Linked DNA regions of Mus musculus: all the other regions are linked to region 1. Evidence: chromatin loops called from intact Hi-C (ENCODE). Cell type or tissue: gastrocnemius. All regions are shown on one strand.

Region 1 (4,000 bases):
ATGAGTTATATTACTTACTATATTATTCAGCTATTTAAAAAGATCTGAATAATGACAGAAAAAACTTAACCTTGTAAAATATTGGCAGTCATTGATTCTGGGTAGTTAAGTGTGTCTTTTTATTTTCCAAATTTACACTGACTTTCCTATTTATTTTATAAGAGGTCATTTTCAGAGAGTCAAGGAAATAAACAAATGTAGCTTAGTGTTCTGAACAATCCCAATATAGGGACAGGAATTCGAAACCAAATTGGGTTCTGTAAAAACCTCTTGAGTTGCCCTTTCCTTAAGACTGCTCCTTGGGCAGCTGTCTTGGCAGCTCAGCATTGGCTGCCTAGAAGGGTGTGGGAGGAACAATGTGCAAACGCACGTATGAATGGAATGTGTGTTTTGCAAGAGGCCAAGTTGGCAGCTTTGGTTTCCAAAAGGTGGGAGCATCAGCTGGAAGAACACAGTGTGCAGAATCTTCGGAGGCTTTTGCGGGCCAGGTCCATTTCTTCAGTTTTGCAGTTGGGGCCTGGGGGAAACCCTCATCCATTCTGAAGGAAATGGAGTGCCTTAGGTTCAGAGTGCCTTGATGGCTTCTTGGAACAGTTTGCAAAATCCCCTAATGTTTGCCACTTATGTGCTCTTAAGTTGGACTTTTTCTAACAACCATGAAGTAGGTTCTGAGCTCCCATTTTAAGCAGGGTCTCATAGGAAAATAGCATTTTTACTGCTGTTCTTGACATGTTCCACAAATGGAACTTTGAAGTCTCATACTTATTAAAAGTAGGTATTTCCTCATCTTATACAGCTATGGAAATGAACTCAGAATGACCCAAACACACAGCAACAGAACCAAAGTTCTAACCCAGGCCTGTCTATGTCCAGGAGAGGCACTGTCTATTTGGACCGGAGCCTCAAGGGGTAGATACTAATTGAACCCAAGCTGGAAAAGAAACTCAAGTTAGCCCAAGTTTCCTCCAGTGGAGGACTCCAGGAAAATGTGTGTCAATTTCACATCAAACCTTTGTTCTACTTAGGGTCCAACTTATAGAGAGGCTACATACATTTAAGGGTTAAACACTATCTAAGTGCCCAACTTTAAAGTTTCAGAACTATTTCTTTTCTCTCCTAACTATAATAATGCTGAACTTTTTTTTTTAAAGTAAAAACCAGGGCATCACTATGTAGCCTTGTGGCCTGGCTTTCAGACTCAGATCCACCTGTCCCTGCCTCCAGAGTACATGCATCACCAAGCTTGCTTGGGTTTTCTTGTTTTGTTTTTAGTTCTTAACCTCAGATATCAAAGCCTTTTGTAAAATATGATTTACCTGTCATACTATTCAGAAATACTGTTAACATCCTGGCATATAGCATTCCAGGCTGGGTTCTAATTGTATGCATAGCTTTGTATATTTACCCTACACATCAGGAATCAAAACTATATAGTACCCCTTCACATGCACAACTATGAACAACTAAGTGAAGTTATCTCCATGGTAAATTCTGAGAGCCCGATGAGGTGCTTTTGATCTCAGAAGGCAGAGACAGGTGGATCTCTTTGAGTTTGAGACCAGCATAGTGGACAGCCTGGTTAGCTACATAAAGTGAGACCCTGTCTCAAAAAGCCAAATAATAATAATTCTATGAGATACTAGCATCTGCTTGTGAATTAATAGTATTCAACTTATATTGAGCAAATAATTAAAACAGCTAGGATTTGAAGGGGGATGTGTGCACACTCATTCCTTTCTAATAACCCTATGGTATCTTCTACCCTACGCCCCGCTCCCCTTTTTTTAATACAAGTATCTTAACTACTCTCACTTTTTCAAGTGGAATTATAGGATCTGTGTATACAAAGCAAGGTTCTTGGTGTGTGTGTCTGAATTTACTTTCTCAGGATCAGTTAATATCTACAAGATTAGGAATTGTGGAGCCATGTCCCATCTTTCCAACACAGCATTACCTGTGAGAGTCACCTTAAAACTTAGCACTGTGAGTTTGAAGTTTCCAGTTTCCAAGTAGTGCCCTGTCCGATGGGGACACCTGCTGGTGAAGAGTGATGCTGCAGCTATATCCCAAGGAGGAGGAATTCCCAAACATGGGATTGAAAGCTAAGTCTCTTCCACTCTCTTTGCTTTTGCCAGATGTTTGTTCAGCCTATCTCCACCCCCTGGCCCCCTTTTCTAACAGATGCCAAGGAGTCAACAGTTTAGCCAGTTACTTACAGAAACTTGACAAACTGGCTGGATTTTCTTTTCTTGGCCTCAGTATATGTCATTTAATGGTAGTGCTACAGGAATCAATCAGTACCTGTGTAATAAACTCAGACACAAAATACTCATCCACCCCCACCCTCCCCCAGCATTACCACCACCACCACATCTAAGAGGAGGAAATGTTTTGAGTTTTAGGCATTTATTGGAATTTTGAACATGACAATATACTTTAGAGGGTATCCCAAAGCTATCTGAAAGAGGGAGAGGCTTGCCATCATTGCATGTGAAATGGCACTTGGAAAGTGCAGAGACTCACACTCTCACGCCTGGGGTATCACTTTCTTCTTCCTCTTTTATTTTCATCAGTCCTAGGCCAGGGTGCGACCCAAAAGCACTGCAATAAATAAAAACAAAGACATGCTGGGTTTTGTTTTTTTGCCTTTTGTTTTTTCAAGTCAATGTTTTCTCTGTGTGTAGCTTTGGCTACACAGTCACTCTGTAGACCAGGCTGGCCTCAAACTCATAGATATCCACCTGCTTCTGCCTCTTGCGTGATGTGATTAAAAGTGTGTGCCACTATCCCCTGGCTGAGGAAGTAAGTTTTTAAGTAGGCATGTGCCATACACCAAGAGGCAGCTTTTGTAAAGTTGCCTGCTGGAGAGGGCTCAGTGAAGAAGCCTGATTCATATCCTAGCTCTGCCACTTAACAGATCAGTGGCACCAAGGTTTAAAGAAGCATAGTAGTAACCAGCATTTACTGGGTTCTTTTGTAAAATCAAGTATGGACAGTTTTAAACACTTGTATCACTGGGCTGCTTTTAAGTTTTAAAAAGACAAGTATTCATTCCATCTTCCAAGGAAAGACTCAGATATAACTTGTTTAAATCATACAGTTGCAAATAAGAACCAGGTTTCAGTAATGAGAATCTGTCCTTAGAGTCCCTAGAAACTAGTGTTAGTCTTTTCAGTTTACTTAAAGCTTTGTTAGTACTACTTGAAAATCTTTCTATTGCTTCTTTAATGATGCATGTTATTGGAATAGTGCTTTGATACCTGTTAGTTCACGGTCACATTTTTATGAATATTCATAGGACTGGGTTAAGAGAACTAATGGAGCTTTTTGATACAAGACAGGCAGAAAATGAGTAAAACACAAATGGTTAACTAGCAAGTTAGTAAGTACTAAGTCTTTTATGCAGGTTTCTGGAGTCAGATCATTATGGTTGAAAGCCTGACTAGTTACACTTACTGAGTGACCTTGGTAAATTACTTAACAGAGGCATTACTGCAATGTTTGTGCTTAGTAAGAACATGAATAATTTAATTCTGACCCAGAGTCTATCTATGTAGCACAATACTTGCTTATTAAGGGTTTGACAGATCTCCATGTGTCAGCCAGTGAGTTTCCTGGATCCCTGCCCACCTGCACCACACCAAACCTTATGGGTGTAAACATACTGTGTCCTGGCTAACTTTGGTGAGTATCCTAAACACTTACCTACCTGCCCTGTTCCTAAGCCTGAGGCTCACTGTTAGTGACCCTATGTTCCTGCTTAGCTAAGACCTTGGCTCACCCAATTGGCTCGGCTTGTATAACAGCTATGCAACGCATTTACTGTTCCTGCTTACCACTGAATTGGAATTAACCCTGTTCATCCAATCCAAAATCAACATTTAGTATCTGAAGGATTGACTACCAACTCTTGATACTCAATCTGAAGCCAACCAAGCATGGGCAACAAAACCAAAACTTCCAATCAACAGAGGTGGGCTAGAATCAGACATATAACCCA
Region 2 (4,000 bases), 210 kb before region 1:
TGGCCTCGAACTCAGAAATCTGCCTGCCTCTGCCTCTCGAGTGCTGAGATTAAAGGAGTGTGCCACCACGCCTGGCCTCCCATTTCATTCTTAACAACCCTTTGAAATATTAAGTAATTTGTCATGTAGCTAGTTAGTGGACCAGAAGTGAATTGGAATATGGGTCTGTTTGGCTTAAGTCAATCGATGACATGAGGGTTAGACACCCCTAGAAATGAGGAGGAAAACAGTAACTAAAACTAATAGTGGCCCCAGGCAGGAAGGGATGAGTCTCTAAAGTGTATACCCAATAGGCTGAGCAGGTAAGAAAGGACATGTGTCACCAGATACACTATGGCTTGTCTCCACTCAGTCCCAAGCCTGGCAAAACCACCATCTTCCTAATGCCTCACTCAGGAGACTATTTACATAGATTCTGGTTCTGGCAAAAGGCTCCAAAAACTAAGCCACCTGTTATCTCTCAAGGCCTGAGGACAGATCTTCTTGGGTCCCAGAACAGCTGGGGTGTGGCTTCTGGCCATTTGAACTTTCACAGCAAAAACTACTAGTACCTGTGCTTGAGTTATAGACTTTAAATATCAACAAGGTTTTGCTGATTTCATTTAAAACAAGACGGAACAAGGAAACACATCACATTAACGGGTAGCCAGTGTTATGGACCAAAACTGGCCCGAAAGCTCAGAGGTGCTGTCCCTAAGAATAGAACTAGCTGCACATCATACTGATGCTTCTAGTAGCCACACTAAAAGATTGCAACTTTTTCTTTTCTTTTTTTTTGCAGTAGTGAAGTTTGAGTCTAGTAACTTACACATGCTAGGCAAGTTCTCTTCCACTAAGTCACATCCCCAAGCCATACTTTATATATTAAGTGAAGGGAAATGAGCAAAATAGATTTTATAGATATATGCTACCTAAGCTAGTATATGCTATCATTTATGTATCCACCAACTTGGAAATCAATAGTGTGAAATGTTTGGTTCTACATTCAAAGCACATTTCAATTCAGATGAGCCACGTTTGAGATTCTCAGAGGCCATAAGTGACTGATGTCTACATAGACAGTATACTTCAAGGATCTTAAAATTAGAGAAACAAATGTCTTGTCAATATTTATAATTATTTAAAAAAAAAAGAAGAATTCAGAAATCCTGCCAATCTCTGAGTCCTCACTGTGGGCCAGTTACTATGCTAAGTACTTTATGTAACTGTAATTTGTCCCAGAGATAGTCGGAGTGTTGCTGTATTTTAGTGTATAAGAGAATAAATGGGGCCAGCAAGATGGATGAGCAAGTAAAGGAACTTGCCACTAAGCCTGATAGCCTAAGTTTGAGCCCCAGGAACCACATGTCAGAAGAAGAAAGCCAAGTCCTACAAATCATCCTATGACCTCCACATGTGTGCACAATATCCAAGTGTGTGTGATATACAAACACAGACAGACAGACAGACACACACACACAGACACACAGACACAGACACACAGACACACACACACACACTAAATAAACGTTTTCAATAAGAGAAAGGTCAAGGCTACCAGGAACATCCATGCAGACTGTGTTCTAGAAAATTCTGTCGAATGTTACCTTTGTCCAGAGCTGTTCAGAGAACAACACAAACAATTTTACATAAGAATCCTCTAGGAGACATTAGAGTTTTGTGGAAAACATTGATTAGAGTCAGAGTTGGATCCAAATCCCAATTCTGCTATTTATTAAGTGGACAGTCTTAGACAAGATCTTTCTTCCAGTTCAGATCCCTTAGATGTAAATCGAGGTAACACATTACTTGCTATCTGTGGTGCTATAAGACCAAAATAAGTGCTTGAAGCCCTTGAAACAATATTATTCAAAATGAGCCCCCAATAAATGCTCATTATTTTTACTCTATTACCATACTGATCCTCCAGAGGTCCCCAGAACCCAGACTGGAAGCCAATTGAGCTCTCTGGTTTAATCAGGCTTTTCCTCCATAAATACTTACTGGTGTCTACCAAATGTCAGGTGCCAAGGACACCGGGTAAGAGAGGATGTGACATGGGGCTCACACTCCTCTCTGCGCTGGCATTTTCTAATCCTCTGGCAGCCTAATAGAGGCAAAACTCAGCTCAGATATTTCTTAGGAGTATTTTTACTGAAGAGGTAAGCCAGAAGAAGTACCACACCAGCCAGATGGGGATCCTGACAAATAGCCTCTCCCCCCACCCCCACCCCACCCCCACATACACCCGGAGAGGACAGGGAGAGCTTTTCTTATTCTGTTGTGTCTTGGGAGTCCTGGGATTAAATCTAGGCACTATGGTTTACTGTGCCATGACTAACCTTTTGCTTTAAATTTGAGACAAGATCCCTCTAAATCATCCAAGCTGGCCTTGAACTCACTCCATAGCCTAGGCTAGAAACATTGATTCTCCTTTCTCAGACTCCTGAGTAGCTGAGATCACAACCCCAGTGTAGGGAGAGCTTTCAAAGGGGAATCCTCCTCAGCTCAGAGCACTGGAGAGCATGACTGACAGATGATCCCCCTTACTCAGCAAACATTCACTGAGCTTGGATCACAGGCTGAGCTTTCCATAGGCCCCTGAAGTACAACTGAGGCCCTGTTCCAGACTTCGGGTGCTCATGACTCAATAGGAAGACAAAAGAAGAAAAGCAGAGTGAGGCTCTGCAACAGCATCTGGGACCCCCCCCCCCCCGACCTACACTGTCAGACCCACCAGTTCCATGTGACCATTTAACTGAATGTGAGCTGGTTACAATGAATTGAACACAAACAGTTCAGTCCTTCAAACACCAGCCCCAGTTTTAGTATTCAACAGCCTCCCGGATTGTTAGTGGTACCACACTGGCCAGGACAGATGACAAAGGTTCCCATTCTTATAGCCATCCTATTGGACAGCACTATGTCACATAGCTACCTCTCGTCTCCTCTCCTTTCTTTGCAGATCAGTGACATTGTTGGCTATGAGATAAAGCCCACAGAGACCACGTGCCTCGCCAATATGCTGGAATATGGATTCGGCAAATTTGTTGATAAGTAAGGGTTTACCCCTCCCTTCCAGATGGGTTTTGGTTCAGGGGTCACTGTGATTTCTTGATTCAAGGTGAATTAACCATTAATGAACCCCACTTGGGCTGACTTAGTTAAGTGGCTAGCTCTTTTTCTGCTGTAGTGGGGACTAGAAAAAGAGTCAGGGATTTTATTTCAAAGGAAAACTAAAAATGAACTGTGATCCCAGCTCTTAGTACTTGGAGCAGAAATCACTGAGCCTTTATGGGCCTCAGTTTCCACAAACAGCAAACAAGGAGTGACTCTCCAGCTGCTAAAATCAAGGAAACACACTATGATGAATGCTCTCTTTGTTTTCTCCCTCCCCAAGTGCCCTGAAACTCGAGTGTGAGAATTTGTGTTATCTGAATGGCTATTTTTAGTTCTACTAGAGTCTGTGAGGAGGGGGGGGGCATATGTATGTTTGGGAGTGTGAGGAAAGAGATGTGTGATGGGTGTATATTTGTGTGTGTGTGTGTGTGTGTGTGTGTGTGTGTGTGTGTGTGTGTGTGTGTGTGTGTACGTGTGTGTGTGTTTTCAAATGAAGGCCAGATGTCAACCTGGGGTGTCATTCCTTAGGAGCCAAGTAGGCTAGGCTTTCTGGCCAGTCAGCCTCAGGGATCTTCCAGTCTCTGCTTCCTCAGTGCTTGGACTTTAAGAGTGCCATCATAACTCACTACAAGTTTTTTGGTTTTGTTTTTTAACCTGGATGTTGTGGGTTATTATAATGCAGGTCCTTATGCTTGTATGGCATGTGCTTTTCTATTGAGTCGTCTCACAGCCCCTCAAATGCTATTTTTAAAAACAGTGATGTTCAGAATTTTATTTGCTTTCTACATTTGCTTTAAAGCAATAGATGGAGAGACTTTACACTACCTCAACTTAAGTCTGTTAGACAACTTGGATACCTAGGAAGATGCTCATGGTCCTCAGGGCGTGGCGCCCAGGGCTG
Region 3 (4,000 bases), 250 kb before region 1:
CTAAGCTCAGGTTGATCCACTCCACTACATCTGCTGTTCTTGGTGATCATCCCATGGTACTGACATCTCCAATACACTGGGGTGTTCCACTCCAACTAGGCTTCCCCAATAGCCTCTCATAGGCTCTCTTCATGGTGTCAAACCTCAAATCCTTTGCATGACCCCTTCAGTCCTGGGCCATCAACTACAGCTGAGGCTACACCTTCTCCAATGGCCTTCCATGACCTCTCACAGTGCTGAGCTTCAGCTCTTCTTCCTGACACCTTCATGCCTTCAAAACCAGTACCACCTAAGTGACTCTAACACATTACCAAGTCCAGCCGCAGCACAAGATACAACCTTGGCTATCTCTGGAACACAGCTTCTTTGTGCTCCCAGAAAACAATTCTCAGAAGATTTCACCTCAGTGATGCCGGTCTCTTCTTAATCATTGCTAATTTCTTAGCTCCAGCTGACCAGCATCAATTGTCCCAGTAGTTCCTTCCATTCTTAACTCTAGAGCCAGAGCCACATGGCTGAAGCTGCTGAGGTCTTCTGCTTACAGGAACTAGAACATGATCCCCTTGTACTATTACATTATCACTAGCTTTATGTTTTCTAAATCCTTCACTGCCTAAGCTTGGCTATCCTGGTTCTTGCTCTGTAGATTGACCTTGAATGCAGAGATCAGCATTCCTGTCTCCTGGGATTAAAGGTGTGTACCACCATGATGGATCTAAATTTAGCTGGGTAGGATCTTGCCCCAAAGTCCCACTCCCTTAATCTGTTATCTCCTAGAACACAAGATTTTGTTCTATTTCACTTCCTGGCACCCCTTTAATATTCGAACCATATATTTTATATTTTTCCTTTCTAAGCTTGCTGTGATTGTTCAAACTTCTCTTCCTATTAATTAGCCAGAGAACAAAGCTGGGCTTTTTTAAAAACTTCGTTTGTCAATGCAATTAATCTGAGTCTCTTCACCTCAGCCTCAGGCTGACTTCTCAGACAAGGGCAAAAAGTAGCCACATTCTTCACCAAAAATTTCACAAAAACAGTCTTTATGCCACATTCTGAAATTCTTCTCCTTTGAAATCTCTTGGGCCAGGTCAACACAGGTCAAATCACTCCCATCAACAAAGTCTTCCATATTCCTACTAGGATGACCCATTAAGCCCCATTTGAAGGATTTCACTGCTTTCCAAATCCAAAGTCCCAAAATCCACATTCTTTCAAATAAAAGCATGGTCAGGCACAGCAATACCCCAGTCCCTGGTACCAACTTCTGTATTAGTCAGGGTTTTACTGCTGTGAACAGACACCATGACCAAGGCAAGTCTTATAAAAAAACATTTAATTGGGGCTGGCTTACAGGTTCAGAGGTTCAGTACATTATCATCAAGGTGGGAGCATGGCAGCATCCAGGCAGGTATGGCTCAGGCAGAGCTGAGAGTTCTATGTCTTCATCCAAAGGCTGCTAGTGGAAGACTGACTTCCAGGCAACTAGGGTGAGGGTCTTAAGCCCACATCCACAGTGACACACTATTCCAACAAGGCCATAGCTCCAAATGGTGCTACTCCCTGGTCCAAGAATATACAAACCATCACAAGTTCTCAGGTTCTTTTCACCCAAAGGCCCTGTACCCATTGCATCCTGAAGAGTAACTCTGGGTAAAAAAGAGAAACCATGGGGGTTTTACTGAAGACAACAGAAAAGATACCTTTAAAGAACTGCGTACCTATCAAGCACATAATAGGGACTCAAAAACATTTCATGGGAGGAGAAGGAAGGGTAGGAAGGTAGCTCAGCGGTTAAGAGCCCTGCTTGCTCTCCCAGAGGACCGAGCTTCCATACTCAGTATTCACAAAGCAGGCCATAACCCTAACTGTGACTCCGGTTCCAAGGAATCTGGCGCCCTCTCCTGGCCGCAGTGGGCACTCTATGCATGTGGTGAAAAAACACGTACCAACAAAACACACATACGCATTAAGTAAGTAAGTAAGTAAGTAAGTAAATAAATAAACGAATAGATAAATAAATTAATAAATGCTTTACAGATACATTCCAGGAGGTTGGGAGATGGTGGTAGGTTGTTTTCCTGGCATACCCTTGGGTTGTGTATCTAATCCCTATCACTAGGAGAAATTGATGTTACTTCAGCCACCTTATGTTCCAAGAAATAATTAAGCTGGTAACAAAAAAAAAAAAAATGAGCTTGGAGATGACTGATGGGGGTGGTAAGAAGTTTAAGGAATTTCACTCCAATTCCACTGACATCAGAAAGGGGAAATGAAGCACACAGTGGACCATGAGTAGTCAAGGGCGTGTCCCTGAAGTTTTTAGTTTCAGGCACTCTCGTCTGGCTTTACACTTTCGGTAGCTGCAGTACCACACAGTCCTCACCCAGGGAGCTGGGGATGGGTTTGTTTTCCTTAGACCAAGCTGTGGAATATTGAGGCGTCTCTGGGATTTCAGCTCAAGGGTGCCACCTAGGGACAGCTCTTTGATCCTCTAATCCTCCTCCCCGTGCATCTTTGTTGTGCTTCTCCTGGAGAGTCGCTGCCTCTGCTTCCATTTCTCCTCTTGGGGGTGGGGAATCTACTAGCACCTCTGTAGCATCAAGAACTTGACTCTTGAGGAACATTCGAAGGATTTATAAAATAAACCCATGGGAAGCGTCTCCTAGGCCTTTCCACAGCTTCTTACAGCAGTGGACTGAATATTTTTATCCCTTCATCCCCTGATGTGATGGTACTAGGTGGTGGGGTGGGGACCTTTTCGAGGTCAATAAGTCAAGGAGATGAAGCAAGCCCTTATGAATAAGATCAATGCCTTATAAGGGGAAGAGCGGAGAGGAGAAGAAAAGGAAGGAGAGGAGCGAGAACTTTACCTCTTTCTACTAGGGTACTAGGAAAGAACACAACAAAAAGCTAGCTGTCTAGACTCCCTGCCGGAATTTCACCATGCTGACACCCAGACTTCAGACTTCCAGCCTTTTGAATTATAAGAAATGTTTCTTGTTGTTGGTTTTCTTTTTTAATAAGTCATCAGCCTGTAGCGGTCATACTAGCCCCAATGGACCTAACATACTTGTTCTAGTTAAGCAATTTTTTCACCCCTCTGAGATCTATCCTGAGCACTTGGCTATGAAGAATAAGAAATTGGGGGTGGGGGGTGGGATGTCTTCAGCAATGCATTCACTTTAACTGTTAATAGCCAGAGCGGGAACATGACCTAAATCCAGCTGACCTCTCCTCTCATGTGGTGGGCACGAACACCCGCAGATCACATCCATCAGTGAACAGAAGGTCTGGTTTTAATATCTTTGAACACAGCTAGTGTTGAAAGCACATTACAATATTTCAGACAAGAGCCTGACTCCTTACCCAGGAGCCCATGGGCTCATTAGCCCCATGCTTCTCTCTACCCTTCACACACATGGATGCAAGTCTGTGCAGCTCACTGACACAAAGGGCTGATCCTGTACAATTTATTTATGTGCTGAGCAGCAAAGCCAGACCTTGTATGTGCTAGGCAAGTGTTCTACTACATGCGAGCCACATCCCAGACCCTTTGTGTACTTTATGGTAAGAAATATTATCATAAGGAATGAGGAAGGTCAGGTTACTTTAAAGTATAGAGAGCAGAACCTTGAGCATAAAGTGGAAAAATTCTGAGTTGCTTGGTGTTTTTAATGGAGCTGAAAACATTTATGCCTTGGGAAGTTGCTCTGTGGAAAGAACAGTAAAGAAAAGTTTCATGTTGTATCCACTCTGATAAAGAAGAGTCAAGGTCAGAAAACTTTGCATCTCTGTTTTACTTTCCTCGAGCATGGAATTAAGGGAACAGGAGATGGGGAGACAGGCATGCACCACAGCATCCTGAAGGAATTTAACAAGTCTAACTTGGTTTTGAAAGAATTTTGAAAGCAGCCATTTAATAAGCCCTTTGGATGCTGGTGCAATGGTGAATCTTGGGTAGGTGTGTGTTAAGTATAAGTGCTTGTGTGCCTGTGACTAT

What was found. A loop is a pair of places that touch in the nucleus more often than their neighbours do. Peaks named below come from ENCODE experiments on the same cell type or tissue, not always from the same donor. Only the 100,000 strongest peaks of a DNase experiment are listed, where the experiment ranks them.
Region 2: it touches region 1 in a loop (3-fold over the local background); 23 of 42 quality-filtered maps call a loop at or near these places.
Region 3: a loop joins it to region 1, with 3 times the contacts of the local background. A loop is called at or near these places in 24 of 42 quality-filtered maps.

What each region holds. Positions count from the first base shown.
Region 1 is chr7:119,847,333-119,851,332 of GRCm38, reverse strand. It overlaps Rexo5 (RNA exonuclease 5), which reads right to left. Exons shown (of 20, transcript NM_001370778.1): 20 at 2,390-2,601. The coding sequence ends at 2,520. Among named protein-coding and RNA genes, the nearest start is that of Dcun1d3, 46 kb to the left of the region's middle. In gastrocnemius, a CTCF peak has its summit at 2,037 (motif pointing left); a DNase peak (open chromatin) is centred at 2,045; H3K27ac peaks cover 1,691 bases.
Region 2 is chr7:120,053,639-120,057,638 of GRCm38, reverse strand. It overlaps Dnah3 (dynein, axonemal, heavy chain 3), which reads left to right. Exons shown (of 61, transcript NM_001370806.1): 19 at 2,945-3,036. Among named protein-coding and RNA genes, the nearest start is that of Dnah3, 40 kb to the left of the region's middle. In gastrocnemius, a CTCF peak has its summit at 1,911; no DNase peak of the experiment used is centred here.
Region 3 is chr7:120,096,485-120,100,484 of GRCm38, reverse strand. No RefSeq gene overlaps it. Among named protein-coding and RNA genes, the nearest start is that of Dnah3, 3.2 kb to the right of the region's middle. In gastrocnemius, CTCF peaks have their summits at 1,896 (motif pointing left) and 2,475; DNase peaks (open chromatin) are centred at 1,892 and 2,457; H3K27ac peaks cover 428 bases.